Regions from separate parts of the Homo sapiens genome. Here region 1 is linked to region 2. The links are chromatin loops, found by intact Hi-C in ENCODE. Cell type or tissue: HCT116. All regions are shown on one strand. Links, peaks and the distances in the headings refer to the core of each region. The heading gives the core; the rest is flanking DNA. Region 1 overlaps MRC2 (mannose receptor C-type 2). Region 2 overlaps TANC2 (tetratricopeptide repeat, ankyrin repeat and coiled-coil containing 2).

The links. Hi-C counts contacts between places; a loop is a spot of excess contacts. Peaks named below come from ENCODE experiments on the same cell type or tissue, not always from the same donor. Only the 100,000 strongest peaks of a DNase experiment are listed, where the experiment ranks them.
Region 1: a loop joins it to region 2, with 2.6 times the contacts of the local background. A loop is called at or near these places in 2 of 110 quality-filtered maps.

The regions. Positions count from the first base shown.
Region 1 is chr17:62,667,873-62,676,203 of GRCh38, forward strand. It overlaps MRC2 (mannose receptor C-type 2), which reads left to right. Exons shown (of 30, transcript NM_006039.5): 7 at 3,777-3,965; 8 at 4,126-4,280; 9 at 6,191-6,298; 10 at 7,918-8,033. Among named protein-coding and RNA genes, the nearest start is that of MARCHF10-AS1, 34 kb to the right of the region's middle. RefSeq lists enhancers at 1,587-2,346, 2,347-3,105, 3,425-3,925, 3,926-4,426, 4,674-4,743 and a silencer at 4,436-4,730. In HCT116, for the core only: a CTCF peak has its summit at 4,609 (motif pointing right); a DNase peak (open chromatin) is centred at 4,619.
Region 2 is chr17:63,077,756-63,086,086 of GRCh38, forward strand. The region is part of intron 3 of TANC2 (tetratricopeptide repeat, ankyrin repeat and coiled-coil containing 2); the gene reads left to right. Among named protein-coding and RNA genes, the nearest start is that of TANC2, 120 kb to the left of the region's middle. In HCT116, for the core only: a CTCF peak has its summit at 4,697 (motif pointing right); a DNase peak (open chromatin) is centred at 4,686.

The sequences.
Region 1 (8,331 bases), core at 241-8,240, 410 kb before region 2:
GCATAGAGAAGAAACTGATTCAGCTTCTGAGAGTTAAGGAGGGGTTTATGGAAATAACATTTGATTTGGGCCTTTCAAATTGAGTCTAAGTTTAAAAGATATAAAGAGGTGTGGGGGAAGGGCATTCCTGGCAGAGGGAAGAGCATATGCAAAGGTGTGGAGGCCTAGAACTACACTGCAGCTTTAAGGGGTGGTGAGTGATGGCCGGGCACCGTGGCTCACACCTATAATCCCAGCACTTTGGGAGGCCAAGGCAGGAGGATTGCTTGAGCTCAGTAGTTCAAGACCAGCCTGGGCAACATAGCGAGACCCTGTCTCTGCAAAATATTTTTAAAAAATTAGCTGAGTGTGGTGATGCACGCCTGTCTACTAGGGAGGTCGAGGTGGGAGGATTGCTTGAGCCTGCAAGGTTGAGGCTGCAGTGAGCCTCGCTTGCACCACTGCACTCCAACCTGGGCAACAGAGCGAGACGAGACCCTGCCTCAAAAAATAAATAAATAAATAAATAAATAAATTTAAAAAAAAAAAGAAAAAAGAAAGAAAAAGAAAAAAATGGATGGTGCCTGTTGCAGTTTGGGTGGAGTATAGATTCTAACCACTTCAAGTATGGTCATCCAACCAGCAGCACAGCATCCCCGGAGGGCTTGTTAGAAATGCACAGTCAGGCCCGCCCCAGAGTAATTGAATCAGAACCTGCATTTAACAAGATCCTCAGATGATTCATGTGCAGACACAGTTTGGGAAGCCCTGGCTTAAAGGGCATGGTGAAGAAGAGGCAGGTTGCAGCCAGTCTCTGCAGGGTCTTGGCTGCTGGGCCAAGTTTGGGTGGGGCCAGGTAGGCTGTGGGGAGCCTTTGAAGATGTTTAAGCCAGGGAGTGTCTGGTTCTCGTTTGTGATCATAGAGACAGCTTTAGGGGCCTCGTGGAGGAGTTGGGGCAATGGACAGGGTCTGCTTTAGGGATTCTGCCCCTTACTGCTGTGTGGCCCTGGGCAAGCAGCTTAGTCTCTGGGGTGCAGAGTCCTCATTGCAAATGGAGAATGAAGCCACCCCCCTTGCAAGGTTGTTGTGAGGAAGGCTGGAGATCTGGCCTGGCACGAAGGAGTTTTTCTGTAGTTGGCTGTGGATGTTTACTGTGGTGTAGGTTGGAGGGGCTGTGCAGTTTCCTGCGAAGCTGTGGGGTGGTGAGGAGACTTTTACAAAGAAAATATGGCAACACACACACACACACACACACACACACACACACACACACAACACTAACTACAGACAGTAAAGAGTTTACAGAGCAAAACTTCTGCTCCTGACCATGGAAGTCTTGCCAATGATCGACTCAGGACTGGTTTTTTTGTTTGTTTGTTTGAGACAGGGTCTCACTCTGTCACCCAGGCTGGAGTGTAGTGGTGCGATCTTGGCTCACCACAACCTCTGCCTCCTAGGCTCAAGAGATTCTCGTGCCTCAGCCTCCTGAGTAGCTGGGATTACAGGCGGGCATCACTACTTCCCGGCTAACTTTTGTATTTTTAGTAGAGACGGGGTTTCACCATGTTGGCCAGGCTGGTCTTGAACTCCTGACCTCAGGTGATCTGCCCACCTCGGCCTCCCAAAGTGCTGGGATTACAGGCGTGAGCCACCGCACCCCGCCTTTTTATTTTTATTTTTATTTATTTATTTTTTGAAACAGAGTCTCGCTCTGTCGCCCAGGCTGGAGTGCAGTGGCACAATCTCCACTCACTGCAACCTCCGCCTCCCAGGTTCAAGCGATTCTCATCTCCAGGTTCAAGCGATTCTCATGCTCCAGCCTCCCGAGTAGCTGGGATTATAGGCATGAGTGTGCCACCACGCCCGGCTAATTTTTTTGTATTTTTAGAGATGGGGTTTCACCATGTTGCCCAGGCTGGTCTCGAACTCCTGTCTTCAAGTGATTCACCCGCCTCGGCCTCCCAAAGTGCTGGAATTACAGGCGTGAGCCACGGCTCTGGCCTGATTCAGGACTGCTGACCACTGCTTTATCTCCCATTCCGTAAGGGGCCAGGAGCAGAAGCTTGAAACGTCAGCAACCCGATCTAGGGCACCTCCACCTCTAGCTGGAGGGAGCCTTGGGCCCTAGTCCAGTCCTCCCACAAGCACCTTTCTGAAGGAAGGGGCCCGCTGGGAGGCCCGGGTGTGGGCATGCCTAGCCTATCTGTGGCCCCTTACCAAGTCCTCTGTCCTCTGGGTCTTCCCGGACCTGCAGACAGATGTAAGGCCTCGGATTTCCGCCCCTCTGCCCAGCCCATATCTCTCTGCACGAGGCATATTCTAGGCAGGTTCTGCTTTCCCGGTCTCATCACTTAAGTCCTGTCATTTCGAAGGCAGGCGCCCCGTCGTGTCCCCAAAGCATCCACATTTCCCAAGCTCCCTTCCGGTCCTTGAGGCCCCTCGGGTCTCAGCAGCCACTAAAATCCGCTTGTCTGGGGCGGCAGCCTCAGGTCTTAGCTCATTGGCTAACAAGAGATGATTGACAGGTCCTGAGCCAGAGAGCGAGCCCACCGGGCTCTCAGTCCGCCCAGCTTTGCCGGGTCTCCAGGAGCAGGTGTGGCTGGACCACTGGAATCCCAGTCTGAGGCCGTGTTCTAGTGGGCGCGCAGTTTCCTGCCCGACTAGGCAGAATCCTGCCCGAGCATGACACTGTGGGTGGTTTGGTGAAGTCCTGTTTTCTCTTGCCAAGACCAAGTAAGGGCTTGTTTGCCTCAGCTGCCCTCGGATCCCAACCCCTAGAAGGTGAACCTGAAAGGCATGGAAATCGGGGCAAGGGAGGGCCTGGGACGGGTGGATTTCTCAGCCCTGGGGTTCAGGGTTAGGAGTTAGGAGCGGGGAAGGAGTCCCAGCTGGGGGATGGGGCCGATCTGTAGTGACTTTGAGCACCTCCTAATGTTCTCGGTTGCCCGTCCACCAAGACCTCAGATTCCTGGTGGGCTTGCCTGGGCCCCATTAGTGGCTCAAGGTCCCGTTTCCCAGTTTTCTCCCTCCTGGGCTTCCCAGACCTGCACAGAGTGGGTGCTCAATAAATGTTATTTGAGAGAATAACAGTGATTCCATTTACTAGGCAGGGGGCCATAAGCCAAGCTTGAATCTCATAGCAGGAAACCCCATTTACAGAGGGAGAAACTGAGGTTCATGGGGCTGGTTTGTCCTTTCTACCCATCGTTTATTGACTGATTGATTGATGCATTGATTGAGATAAGGTCTTGCTGTGTCGCCCAGGCTGGAGTTTAGTGGTGCAATCATGGCTCACTGCAGCCTTGACCTCCCCGGGTCAAGTGATCCTCCCACCTCAGCCTCCTGAGTAGCGGGACCACAGGCGCACATCACCATGCCTGGCTAATTTTTTATTTTTTATAGAGATGGGGTCTCCCCTTTGTTGCCCAGTCTGTTCTTGAACTACTGGGCTCAAGCAATCCTCCAGCCTTAGCCTTCCAAAGTGCTGGGATTACAGGCCTGAGCCACCATGCCTGGCCCACCCATCGTATTCTGAGAGCCACAGCCAGAGGAAGTGTTCTGTCCTGGGTGGAATCTGCCACCACGACTTGGGTCTCTGTCCCGGGGCTCCAGCAGCCCTGTAAAGTTTTGTGTTTTTTTAGCATTTCCAAGACCTGTGGTGGGGACCGGGATTGATCTGGGAGAGTTTGGAGAGGAGGTGACTGGGAGGCCTCGCCTGTGTTGACGTCAACCCAGTGGGTTGGTTCCCAGACTGGGCGGCTCAGTCCCTGAGCAGCAGCCTCATGGGTCTCTGCAGACAGGTGGGCCAATGTGAAGGTGGAGTGCGAGCCGAGCTGGCAGCCCTTCCAGGGCCACTGCTACCGCCTGCAGGCCGAGAAGCGCAGCTGGCAGGAGTCCAAGAAGGCATGTCTACGGGGCGGTGGCGACCTGGTCAGCATCCACAGCATGGCGGAGCTGGAATTCATCACCAAGCAGATCAAGCAAGGTGAGGAGCTGCCCGCCCACGTGTCTGGGTGGAGGGCAGGGCCTCCCACTGCCCCACCCATCCTGTCCAGGAGCCTCAGAGAATGTTCCTTCCTCCCTACTGGTGGCTGAGGCTGACCTCTCAATGTTTTCTCTCCCCTCCTCTCCTGCTGCACCCCCAGAGGTGGAGGAGCTGTGGATCGGCCTCAACGATTTGAAACTGCAGATGAATTTTGAGTGGTCTGACGGGAGCCTTGTGAGCTTCACCCACTGGCACCCCTTTGAGCCCAACAACTTCCGGGACAGTCTGGAGGACTGTGTCACCATCTGGGGCCCGGTGAGATCTCCCTCTCCCTATCACAGGGCCACAAAATACACCCCCAACCTCCAGGTGCCACCCCAGCTGAAGGACATCCTAGTTACTATCAGAACCTGCCTGGAACCTCTTACCTCTCAGCAGTCCCCCTCCTCCCCACCAATGCCTTCCCTTCCATGTGAGAGACTGCCGGGGCTTGAATCCTACCTCCACCTCCACCTCCAAGTAGCCAAGTCACCTTGGGCAAGTTACTAGAGGGTCACTGGGGAGATCAGAGGAGTTAATTCTCGTGAAACCTTAGGCACAGTGCCTGGCGCATTCTTGGTCTCCTCCCAGCTGCCCTTCCCTGCCAGAAGGTGGCATCAGAACCCACATTATGTGCAGATACTTTGCAAGCAGGGCTGCACTCTGCCAGCCCTCGCCCCCAGTGCTCTACCCAGTCCAGGGTCCTGTCATCTCAAGAGATTGTTGGGTTTTATGACAATTTGCCATGGTTTGGGCTTAGATGTGGTGTAAGTGAAGGAATTGATGGAGGGCTTCAAGCAGAGATGAAAGACCCTTAAAAAAGGGACAAAGCCAGCTGAGTGTGGTGGCTCATGCCTATAATCCCAGCACATTGGGAGGCTGAGGCAGGCGGATCACTTGAGGTGAGGAGTTCGAGACCAGCCTGGCCAACATGGTGAAACCCCATCTCTACTAAAAATACAAAAATTAGCCAGGCGTGGTGGCAGATGCCTGTAATCCCAGCTACTCCAGAGGCTGAGGCAAGAGAATCGCTTGAACCTGGAAGGCAGAGGCTGCAGTGAGCTGAGATTGCACCACTGCACTCCAGCCTGGGTGACAGAGCAAGACCCTGTCTCAAAAAAAAAAAAATAAAATAAAAAGGAGAAAGCCGTAGGGACACAGACCACCCTTCCTAGGGACAGACAGGATGTTCTGCTGTCACATACTGCAAACAGTGCTGTGGACTGTAGTGGCAGTCATTTGCCTTAGGGGATGCTATTTAAGAATTTTAAAACAATTATGTATTGAGTATCTACCATGTGCCAGTCATTTTTCTGGGTGCTAGGATACACAAACACGCCTGCCCTCAGAATGGAGCTTAGAGACAGACATACTGCTGGCTGGGGGCCTGTGGATACTGGGGAGGGCGAAGACAGAAGCAGGGGCCGAGGACTAAATTCCTCCTCAGCTTCATCAGCTGAGATTCTGGTCTGGGCACACTGGCCTCTGCACACTCTGGCCCTGCAGGCACTAGCTAGACGCCTTGGGAATCCAAGCTGTCTATCCTGCCATCAGTTACTCTAACAATCTTAGCCAGTTTGTTTTTGATATTTATAAAACGAGTTATCAATAATGTAAAAGGACGCCTTTCCTTTTTTTTTTTTTTTTTTTGAGATGGAGTTTCACCCTGTCGCCCAGGCTGGAGTGCAATGGCACGATCTTGGCTCACTGGAACCTCTGCCTCCCAGGTTCAAGCGATTCTTCTGCCTGAGCCTCCCAAATAGCTGGGATTACAGGCATGCACCACCACAACCGGCTAACTTTTTGTATTTTCAGTAGAGATGGGGTTTCACCATGTTGGCCAGGCTGGTCTTGAACTCTTGACCTCAAGTGATCCGCCCACCTCGGCCTCCCAAAATGCTGGGATTACAGGCATGAGCCACCGCGCCGGGCCAGGATGCCTTTCCCATTTAGACAATGCTTGTTAAGTTTCAAGGCGTTTGCACATGAACTGCTTGTGCTCTCATCCACCCTGTGAGGCTTATGGGTTCATCCCGCCTTCCCCATTGCACAGCTGGGACACAGACATGTCAGAATCACACAGTAAGTCAGAGACAGGGCCAGCTCTAGGAACCAGATTCCAAGAAGGATTTGGGAGATTTATGGGGAGGTGGGGGTTGAGATTCTTCCTCACCCTGTGTCCGTAGGAAGGCCGCTGGAACGACAGTCCCTGTAACCAGTCCTTGCCATCCATCTGCAAGAAGGCAGGCCAGCTGAGCCAGGGGGCCGCCGAGGAGGACCATGGCTGCCGGAAGGTGAGGGTGTTTCTGGAGCTGCCCTGAGTGGGGCCACCTGTCAGAGGGGCTACCAGGGGAGGGAGAGGTGGATGAACTCCTGCTGCCTCGCATGGCATCGCCCTCTCGTCGGCACCCCCTTCCCTGAGCTCTCCAAACTGCTCCTTTATTGAAGGAGTGATACTGGATGGGATGGGACGGGTGGGCGCTGTTGGGAGGAAGCAGAGCTCCCCACCCCCAGCCCAGTCCTGAGTCCCTCCCCATGGGGGAAGCCACTTCCTCGAGACAGCAGAGAACAGGGAGGTGGGGGCTGGTCTACCCCCGAGTGCCCCCTCAGAGTCCAGCCTAGTCATGTCAAGCAGTGGCTGCCGAAGTGAAGTGTGGCCCCTGTGCACCGCCAGTCCTGACTTCCCCCTCCTCTGCCGTCTGACACAGGGCGTGTGCTGGTCTGTCTCCCCTGGAGGAGTGAGGCCACTCAGGGTGGGGCTGCACCTTCCCCCTCCTTGTGTTCCCAGCCCCAGTGGGCTTCTAGAGGATGTTTAGGGAGGTTGAGGGGGGGGGTGTCAAGGAATGAAAGCTGTGTAAGTGAGTGGGGGGTGAGTGACTGAGGGTGTGAGGGGGTGACAGACCCTCTCCTCCTCCAGGGAGTGGAGCAGGGGTGCAAATGCTGTGATGGGTGCGGGGAGCTTGCTTCTAAAAGACACTGCTTGGCCCTTGGCCCCCCCCAGCAGCCCCTTGCAGCCAGGCTGGCTCCTCACTCTGTTTTCCTTTGGATTAAGCCCCTACCACACCCACCTGGACCCCAAAGCCTCCCCCAGAAAATGAGCAGGAAACACTAACAGGCATGGCCCCATGGGCGAGGAAGCAGAGGGGAGAGCAGAGCCCAGCTGCGGAGTCTGTGGACTGGCAAGGACAGTGCCTGGCCCAGGGGCTGTGTCATGGCTGCGAAGAGGTGAAGGGAGGAGTAGAGAGGAATTACCAACTTCTCTGGCACCAAGGCCAGCCTGGAATTTGTGTGGGGAGTGTTGAGGGTCCATGGTTAACAGCCCAGGATCACCAGGGGTCTTGGCACAGCCCCTGCCAGCAGATGAGGCCCCCACCACACATACCACATCTGCTTCTCTTCTGCCTTGGCTCCTGCCAGCCTCGCCTGCCAGGGTCTCGTCTCTGAGCCCCTCCTGCCATCCCCGGGCCAGGAGCATCCTGCGCCGACTCCAGCTTTGCCAGGCCCTCGAGGACTGCCCATCCCCTCTCCATCCTGGCAGCTCTCCCCAGCCTTTAGCTGTGGTTTCCCAGCCAACAGTAATTTCCCCACTGTGTCTCTTGGTTTAAATGCCCAAGAGAGGAGCCTGAAGGGCCATTCATCTTCCCGAGCCGGGTCACTGGCCGGTCGCTGGTGGCCTGCCAATCAGCCACGCTGGGGCTGGGCCTCCACCCCAGCTTCCACAGCTGTGGGTGATGGTGGAGGGGGAATGTGGAGAAACGAGGTGCAGAACACAGCCCAGTACTCAAACCAGTCCCCTCCGTCCTGAGCACGTTCAGTGATGTCCCTGATGGCATCTCCCACCACAGGATTTATGGGTGAGGGTGGAGAGTCATCTTCCCTACAGACACCCCTCTTCTGTCCACTCTTGAGCCAGGGTTGGACGTGGCACAGCCCATCCTGCTACTGGCTGGGAGAAGACCAAGTGACCTACAGTGAGGCCCGGCGCCTGTGCACTGACCATGGCTCTCAGCTGGTCACCATCACCAACAGGTACAGCAGGGGCGGGTGCCCTGACTAGCCCTTGCCCATGTCTGGGCCTATTGTGGTCCCTTCAGCAAACAGGGTAGCATCTGCCATCATGCCCAGAGGGACCTGGAGTCCTGTGAACCTCAGTGGGCTCCAGGGCATTTTAAAATCTTGTCAGAAGAATGACTCTCACTTGTTAAGTGACCCCAGTGTAGGGCAGGGCCCGGGCAGGCACAGGTGTGGGCTGGATACTTGAGAAAGAGAGGCCTTGGTTGTGTCTGATTTTCTCTACTTTCTTCTCAGCAAAGCAAGGGGTGCAGAG
Region 2 (8,331 bases), core at 166-8,165:
TCCAGTAGAAAACGTGATCAGTTTACTTAATTATGTGGTACAAATAGCTTCATTATTTATTTGATTTGGACTATTATGATAGGAAACAATGCTCTAAAGGAGGGCAAGTCTGACCTGTGACTTTGTTTTTGTATGGTTGGTGTATTTGATTTGCTAAGAATTTAAATTATTTTTGCATCTATATTCACATGGAATATTGACTTTTCATTTTCTTGTTTTCTAATGTCTTTATCTGGTTTTAATATCAGAATAATGCTGGCCTCATAGAATAAGTTGGAAGTTTCAACTTCAGTTTCCTCCTCTTCAGTTTCCTAAGCTACATCGTGTAGAATTGATATTATTTCATCCTTAACTGTTTGATACAATTTCTCAGAAGCTAATTGGGCTTGGAATTTTATTTGCTGGAAGGTTTTTAAATGTGAATTCAAGTTATTTAATAAATATAGGACTATTAAAATTATGTGTTTCTTCTTGAGAAACATTTTAATATCTGCATAATCTGTAGTGATGTAAGCATTCTCATTTCTGATACTGGTAATTTGGGTATTCTTTCTCACTGTCCTGATCATTTTGGACAAAGATTTGTCAGTTTTATACATCTCAGAGAATCAGTTTTGTATTTGGTTTCTGTATTGCTTTCCTGTCTTCTATGTCATTGATTTATACTTTGTCCTTTATTATTTTCTTTCTTCTGCCTGCTTTGGGTTTAATTTTATCTTTTTCTTGTTTCTTAAGGTAGAATCTGGGGTCATTGATATGAAAGCTTTCTCTTCTAATATAGGAATTTAGTGTTATAAATTTCTGTTTACTGCTTTAGTTAGTTACATAGATTCTGATAAGTAGTATTTTCATTTAGTTCAAAAATACCCTTTTGATTTTTTCTTTGACCCATGTGTTATTTAGAAGTATGTTGATGTAGTTTCCAAACATTTGGAAGTTTTTCAGATATCTTTCTCTTATTGATTCTTACTTAAATTTCATTGTGATCAGAGGACAAACTTTCTGTAGGTTGAATCATTTTAAATTTGTTAAGACTTGTTTTATGGCCCAGGAAATGATCTATTTTAATAACTGTTCTGTGTGCGCTTTAAAAGAAAGTGTATTATGCTGTTTTAGGGTGGAAGGTTCTATAAATGTCAACCTGATCACGTTGATTGATAGTGTTATTTAAGTCTTCTATCTTCTTGCCGATTTTCTTTCTACTTGTTGAACAGCAAGGAATATTGAAATCTCAGGCTATAACTGTGGATTTGTCTATTTCTCCTTGCAGTTCTGTCACATTCCTTGTACCACTGGTCCTCTGATAAGAAAAATTCCTCTTCCTCAGAGATTTATGTGTCTCTTCAGCTATAGCTGCTGGTTGTGAGATGGGCTTGCTTAGGAACAGGGCTGGATGAGAAAGGTAAAAGAAGAAAAAGCCAGGGGATTTCCCCCATTCACGCAGTCCCATATAGAGGCCCTCCATTCCCACTTTCTAACCAGAAAGAGAAGACTTATTTTGTATCTCTTTGTGTTTGTTCCTGGTGTGTAGCTCCAGGATTTGGATTCAGGCTTGGGGTTTGGGGTACATAAAAAACAGCTGGAAACTCATTGCTGAACTGGTTGTACTTTAAGTTCTAGTTTTCTTCCACAGTTTGCCCACTATTGTTTTCTTTTCTGAGTCTCAGATTGCTGGTTCATCATTCTTTCCAGGATTTTCAGTTATATTCAGGGGTTTTAGTTACATTCAGTTAAGGCATAGTGTGCTTACTTCATCTTAACCTTCTGTTTTATTACAATATAGATAGCACTCAAAATATTTTAAAATTAGTATGCATGAACATCAACCTACCAGGACAGATGCTAGTTCATTCAGAACAAACGCTAGCTGTAGACAGCTGATCCCCATATAGGTGCATACTGCCTGATAATCTGCCCTGCCTGATTGTGGATACAGTTTCTATTTCATGTTTCTTCTCCAGTAGCAGCAGAAATATATGTTGTCTGTTGGACTGTGCCAATGTCTTACCCTCTGTGCATGAGGGTCCTTTTCTTTCCTTTGTGTTAACAAGTTCCTTGGTCTCTGATCTGTCTCTCTGGTACAGTGGATTTTGACTCAAACATGCTCATACTCACTGTTCCAGTTTAGGGGCAGAGACCTCCAATGTCTTCTGCTTATTATATGTAGGAGATGGGAGACAGGCTCTTGAAATGTGACTGTAAAACTGATTGTGTTAGTTTAACCCCAGTATGACTGCCGCAGGTTAGGTGGTTATTTTCTACTTTCCAATAGCGTATTATATATAATTGCACTATATTACTTACTATATTTTGTCTTATTTGTCTATTGGGTCTCCATTTTTCCTAGTAATGTAAGAGTTTATTAATAGCAGGGTCTTTGCATACAGAACAGTGCTAGTGCCTTGTATTTAGGTTATCAAGTTTGATGAAGGAAACTACAATTCCTGGAATTCGGATTCTGTATTTCAGAAATCTTGAGTTACTTTATCAGAGTTGGTTTTTTTGTTTGTTTTACTGGCTCCATTTTCTGCATTAAATGATTTTTTTCATTAGTGATCATATATATGTAAGCAACTTACTTGGTTCTAGACATTAAGTGGGTAGATGAACCAGCATGATATGATTGAAACCCAGTTTTTATTTTCTTTTGCAAAAATAGCATTATGCAGGCATTGAGTTCTGGTGTACAAGATGTGTACTGGTGTAATGATGTCCACGAAACCAGCTCATGCTGGAAGATGGGAAAATGCGGACGATGTGGCTTTGCATGATTTCCATTATTTGTAGCCAACTTTATTTGATTAATACATGCTGGTGTGTCAATAGAACTAGTATATTAAATTGTCAAATATACTATATTCTGATCCTCTTTCCTTGCAAATATGTAAAATATTTAGTAGAAATGAGATGTTTATGCTCTTGAAACACACAAATTATTCTTCAGTCTGGAAAGTTACAGTGATTTCTTTATTGAACCAACTGTGGTTAATTACGTAGAGTGACAAGGAAATTATTTCAATATTCAGTGTATTATTTCTTTATCTCAGTATAAGAATATATCTAGTATAGTAGCATTACTAATGAATAAGACCGTTCTGTTTATGTGCCAGGTTGTAAACTAGGTGCATAATCCTCATTTAATTATCAGAATAGTGTTGTGAAAGTACTATTATTTTCCTACAGGAAATATTAATTTTATATTATATTCTGGCTTTATAGTTATCTACATCCCAAGTTTCAAATCAGTATTGTTGGTAGCATGTATTTAGAACCTTTTCATTCTGATATATAAAGTATATATTTGTTTGTTGGTGGTTGGATAATATTTGGAAGATCTGAGCTTAAATGATAAATCCCTCTGAAATATCTTTATTGCTTGTTCTGTATTTCTTCAGAAATTTAATTTGTTGTAGATTTTTTAAATTAAAACACTATTTTTATAAAATTAAACTTGAGATGCCTTTTGGAATACGTAGCCCCAACTTGAGGCCAATAATTCATTATTATTTAGAATGTTAGGGATATGTCTTAGAATGTATTGTTATAGTTTCATTAATTTTTTAAAAAGTTAATTTATACCAAACAATGTAGACATTTAAAAAGGATATGTTAAGGCTTCTTCCTGTTCCACTCTCCTAAAGTAACAAATACCTACATTCAGTTTGTATCTTTCCATGTTTTCCTCTGAGCTCATACTGGCATATGCAAGGATGCGTATGCATATATAAACCAGTTTGAAGGTTTTTGAAAAATAAAATGCAGTTTTAGTTCTCCCCTTCTCTCTCAATTAACAGTATAGCATGGCCATCCCTCCAGGAACATACTTAAATTCTTAATTTCTTAAAATCTGTATATTGGTTGATAGTCTAAGTAACCCATTATGTATTCCACTGTTTCCGCATATATGAGTGTTCAGATTTGCAAAGTGATTATGATAATTAATTTATAATCTTAAGCTCTTGGAATACGTAGCCCCAAGCACATTTTGTATCAGAACATATTAAATAGACTATTTAGCTTATGATAATTGGCCCAATTAACACTAGAAGCCTTGTAGAAGCCGCTCCTTGCTTATTCACCTTTATGATAGAAAAGGAATAAAAGCATGACAACTAAAAAGTTTGGAAGGCCGGGCACGGTGCCTCATGCCTGTAATCCCAGCACTTTGGGAGGCCCAAGGCGGGTGGATCACGAGATCAGGAGATCAAGACCATCCTGGCTAACATTGTGAAACCCCGTCTCTACTAAAAATACAAAAAAAAAAAGTTAGCTGGGCGTGGTGGCGGGCGCCTGTAGTCCCAGCTACTTGGGAGGCTGAGGCAGGAGAATGGCATGAACCCGGGAGGCGGAGCTTGCAGTGAGCCAAGGTCTTGCCACTACACTCCAGCCTGGGCGACAGAGCGAGACTCCATCTCAAAAAAAAGAAGTTCAGAAAAGGTATGAACATCTAGAAAGATTTTATTTTAAAATATTCTTATGTGAATTTTTCTGGTAAGAGATAAAAGTTATAAAAAAACTTTGTAAGTCTTTTTGAAGGGTCATAAACAGTTGGATAAGAAATTATTAGGAAGGTATCTATTGGTAAAGCCTGGGGAAAATTATTATAGAGTTGATACATTTTTTGTTTTGTTTCATATGAAGAGCAGTTGGTTTTAATGTTTTTTTCCTAGTGAAAGTTTGAAGAGCTAGTTCCCACAAGGGGGCAGAATAAGACAAACCTGAAAACCTTCACACTATAAACACAGAAGTGGTAAATAATGTAACAAAATTTATTTTAAATTTATAGTTGATTTATTAAGAAGGAAGGGGAAATCACAAGGAGCTAGAAATGAGCAGAGAGGTAATTTTCTGATCGTCCTATGAATGGTACCATATATTGGCATATGTACCTACCTGTCCCCCGGCACATGTATGGACTGTAGGGTGATCATTCAGCTGTGGCCTTAGATTAGTATTGATGAGTGGAAGTTCATTTTGCTAAGTCCATGTATAAACTCCATCCCTTTGTTAATGAGGGTAGGGTAGAGTGGCTGGTTAGGCCATTTTCATTGGCTGAGACTGACTGAGTCCCCAGAACAGGCCATCTTGTTTACCAGGTTAAGCAGCCCCTTCTCTGCTGTGTTTGCTCTTTGTCAGGTATTCACATGGGGCATAGATTACTTCATGTGTGTTCCCTTTCAAAGAGATACAGCCAAATTCTTTGACACCAGATATCTTTGTAATCAGTTTTCTAATTGTTCCAAGTCTCTGAATATCCAGTAAAACCATTAAACACTGTCCATGAGTCAGTATAGAACAGTACCTCTGTTATCTCTCCTTACAATCAAAATGGACAATCAGGCCCTGCTCAAATTTCTGCCACAGGGAGGGCTTCACTTCTTCACTTCACCACTCCTTCAGGACCACCCCTGAATGGGGCTGCTGTGCTGTTGTCATCTACGTGTCATGCAGAGCCATGACATAACTACTCTGCCAGTCACTTCCTGTAGCTGTGTCTTCATCCAGACCAAGTGATGAGAGAACAGACAGAGAAAAAAGCAACAGCAATGAGGATGTACTTCACACCCTTGGGACCACAACTCCTGGGATAAGAGAAAAAGATTCCCTTCTCTCAGACTTCAGGTGCTTGCCCAGTCACCACTACCATATCCGCCTGGGAACTGGGATGGAAGAAAAGGGGGAAAGGGAAAAAAAGGGGGAGATTTCCTCCAGTCTCTTGGAGCCATAAGGGCCCCTTTTTCTGGTCCTCAGACCAGAAAGGGAGGGATTCTCTTGGAGTTTTTTCTGATCTTACCCAGTAGATACTTCTCTGAGTTTTGAGCTCTCCAAGCCAGGTAAAATGCAAGGAAAAAACATAGTAAACTCAGTACCACTTCAGAACTTTAAGTTCTGTGCTCCTTCCCCAGTCTGCCTGATAATATTTGTTTTCAGTCTTCAGACGGCTTTTGGATATTGTCAAATGCTTTTTATGGATCTGATCATATGGATATGATCATGTGATTTTTCTTCTTTAGCCTGTTCATGTGATTGATTTTGTTAATTGATTTTCAAGTGTTGAGCTAGTCTGGCATACCTGGTATAAATACCACTTAGTCATGGTGTGTAATTCCTTTTATACATTTTTGGATTTGATTTGTAAATATTTTATTGAGAATTTTTGCACGTACGTTCATGAGAGAAATTTCTGTAGTGTTCTTGTTGTATCTGTCTGGTTTTCATATTAGGATAATGCTGACCTTATAGAATAAGTTAGGAAGTAGTCCTTCTGCTTCTACCTTTTGAAAAAGATTGTAGAGAATATGTGTAATTTCTTCCATAAATGTTTAGTAGAATTTACCAGTGAACCCATCTGGGCCTGGTGCTTTCTGTTTTGGAAGGTTACCAGTTACTGATTAAATTTATTTAATAGTTATAGGCCTATTCAGATTGTCTATTTTTTCTTGTAAGAATTTTGCCAGATTGTGTTTTTCAAGGAATTGGTCATTTTATCTAGGTCATCAAATTGTGGGTGTAGAATTGCTTATAATATTCCTGTATTATCCTTTTAATGTTCATGAAATCTGTGGTGATACCCCTCTTTCATTTCTGGGATTAGTAATTTGTGTCTCTTTCTCTCTCTCTCTTTTTTAGCCTGGCTAGAAGCTCCTCAATTTTATTGATCTTTTCAATTTTTTTTCTTTTCAAAGAACCAGGACTTGGTTTTGTTGATTTTTCTCTATTGATTCCCATTTCCAATTTCATTGATTTCTGCTCTAGTTTTTATTATTTCTTTTCTTCTGCTTGCTTTGAATTTAATTTGCTCTTCTTTTTCTAGTTTCCTAAGATAGATGCTTAGATTATTGATTTTAGATCTTTCTTTTCTAATATATATTAAGCACTATAAATTTCAGTCTATCACTGCATCCCGCAGATTTTGAAAAGTTGTATTTTTATTTAGTTCAAAATATTTTAAAATTTCTTTTGAGATTTCTTCTTTGAACTGTGTGTTATTTAAATGTGTGTTTACTATCCAAGTATTTTGGGATTTTTCAGCTATCTTTCTGTTATTGATTTCTAGTTTAATTCTGTTGTGGTCTTAGAGCAACCATTGTATGATTTCTATTCTTTTGAGTTTGTTAAGGTGTACTTTATTGCCCAGAATGTGTTCACTTGTAATGAACATTCCATGTGCGCTTGAAAAGAATGTGTATTCTGCTGTTGTAATGTGAAGTAGTCCATAGGTGTCCATTATAACCAGTTGATGGATGGTGCTGTTGAGTTCAACTGTGTCCTTACTGATTTTCTGCCTGCTGGATCTGTCCATTTCTGATAGAAGGCTGTCAAAGTCTCAAGTGTAATAGTATATTCCTCTATTTATCCGTGTAGTTCTATCCATTTTTGCCTCATGTTTTGATTCTCTCTTGTTACATACTCATCAGTCAAGACTGTTAAGTCTTGTTGGGGAATTGACTCCTTTAAAGTTAGTTTTTTGTAAGTAACACATTAGTTGGGTCTGTTTTTTTGACCCATTGTTACAATCTCTGACTTTTAATTGGTATATTTAGATTATTGACCTTTGAAGTGATTATTGATATAGTTGGATTATTATCTGCCATACTTGTTACTATTTTCTGTTTGTTGCCCTTCACAGTTTCTATTCGTCTTCTACTCTTTTCTGCCATTTGTTGTTTTAATTCAAAATTTTATATAATTCCATTTTCTTTCCTTTCTTATATCACTTCTTTTTTCACCTTTTTTAGTGGCTGCCTAAAATTTGCAATATATATTTACATAAATTTAAGTTCACTTTCAAATAATACTGTACTATTTCACAGGTAGTACAGATACTGTGTAATAACAAAATATCCCTAATTCCTCCCTGGCATCCCTTATATCATTGTTGTCATTTATTTTACTCACACACACACAAGCATACATGCACATGTGTGTCTGTATGTGTGTGTGTATATGTATATTATACATATACACATAGCACACACAAGCATACATAATCAAATATATTGTTGCTATTATTATTTTGAACAACTTATGTGTTAGAACAATTAAGAATTTTTTAAAAAGTCTTTATCTTCACGTATTCATTCTCTAAGGCTTATCCTTTCTTTATGTAGATCAGACTTTCTGACCTATATCATTTTATTTCTCTGAAGAACTTTTAACATTTCTTGCAAGGCAGGTCTTCTGGCAACAAATTTTCTGTTTTTGTTTGGGAAAGTCTTTATTTCTCCTTCACTTTTGAAGGATGATTCTGCAGGGTATAGAATTCTAGGTTTGTTTTTTTTTTAACCACTTTATTTCATTCTATCTTTTCTTGTATTGTTTCTGAGGAGA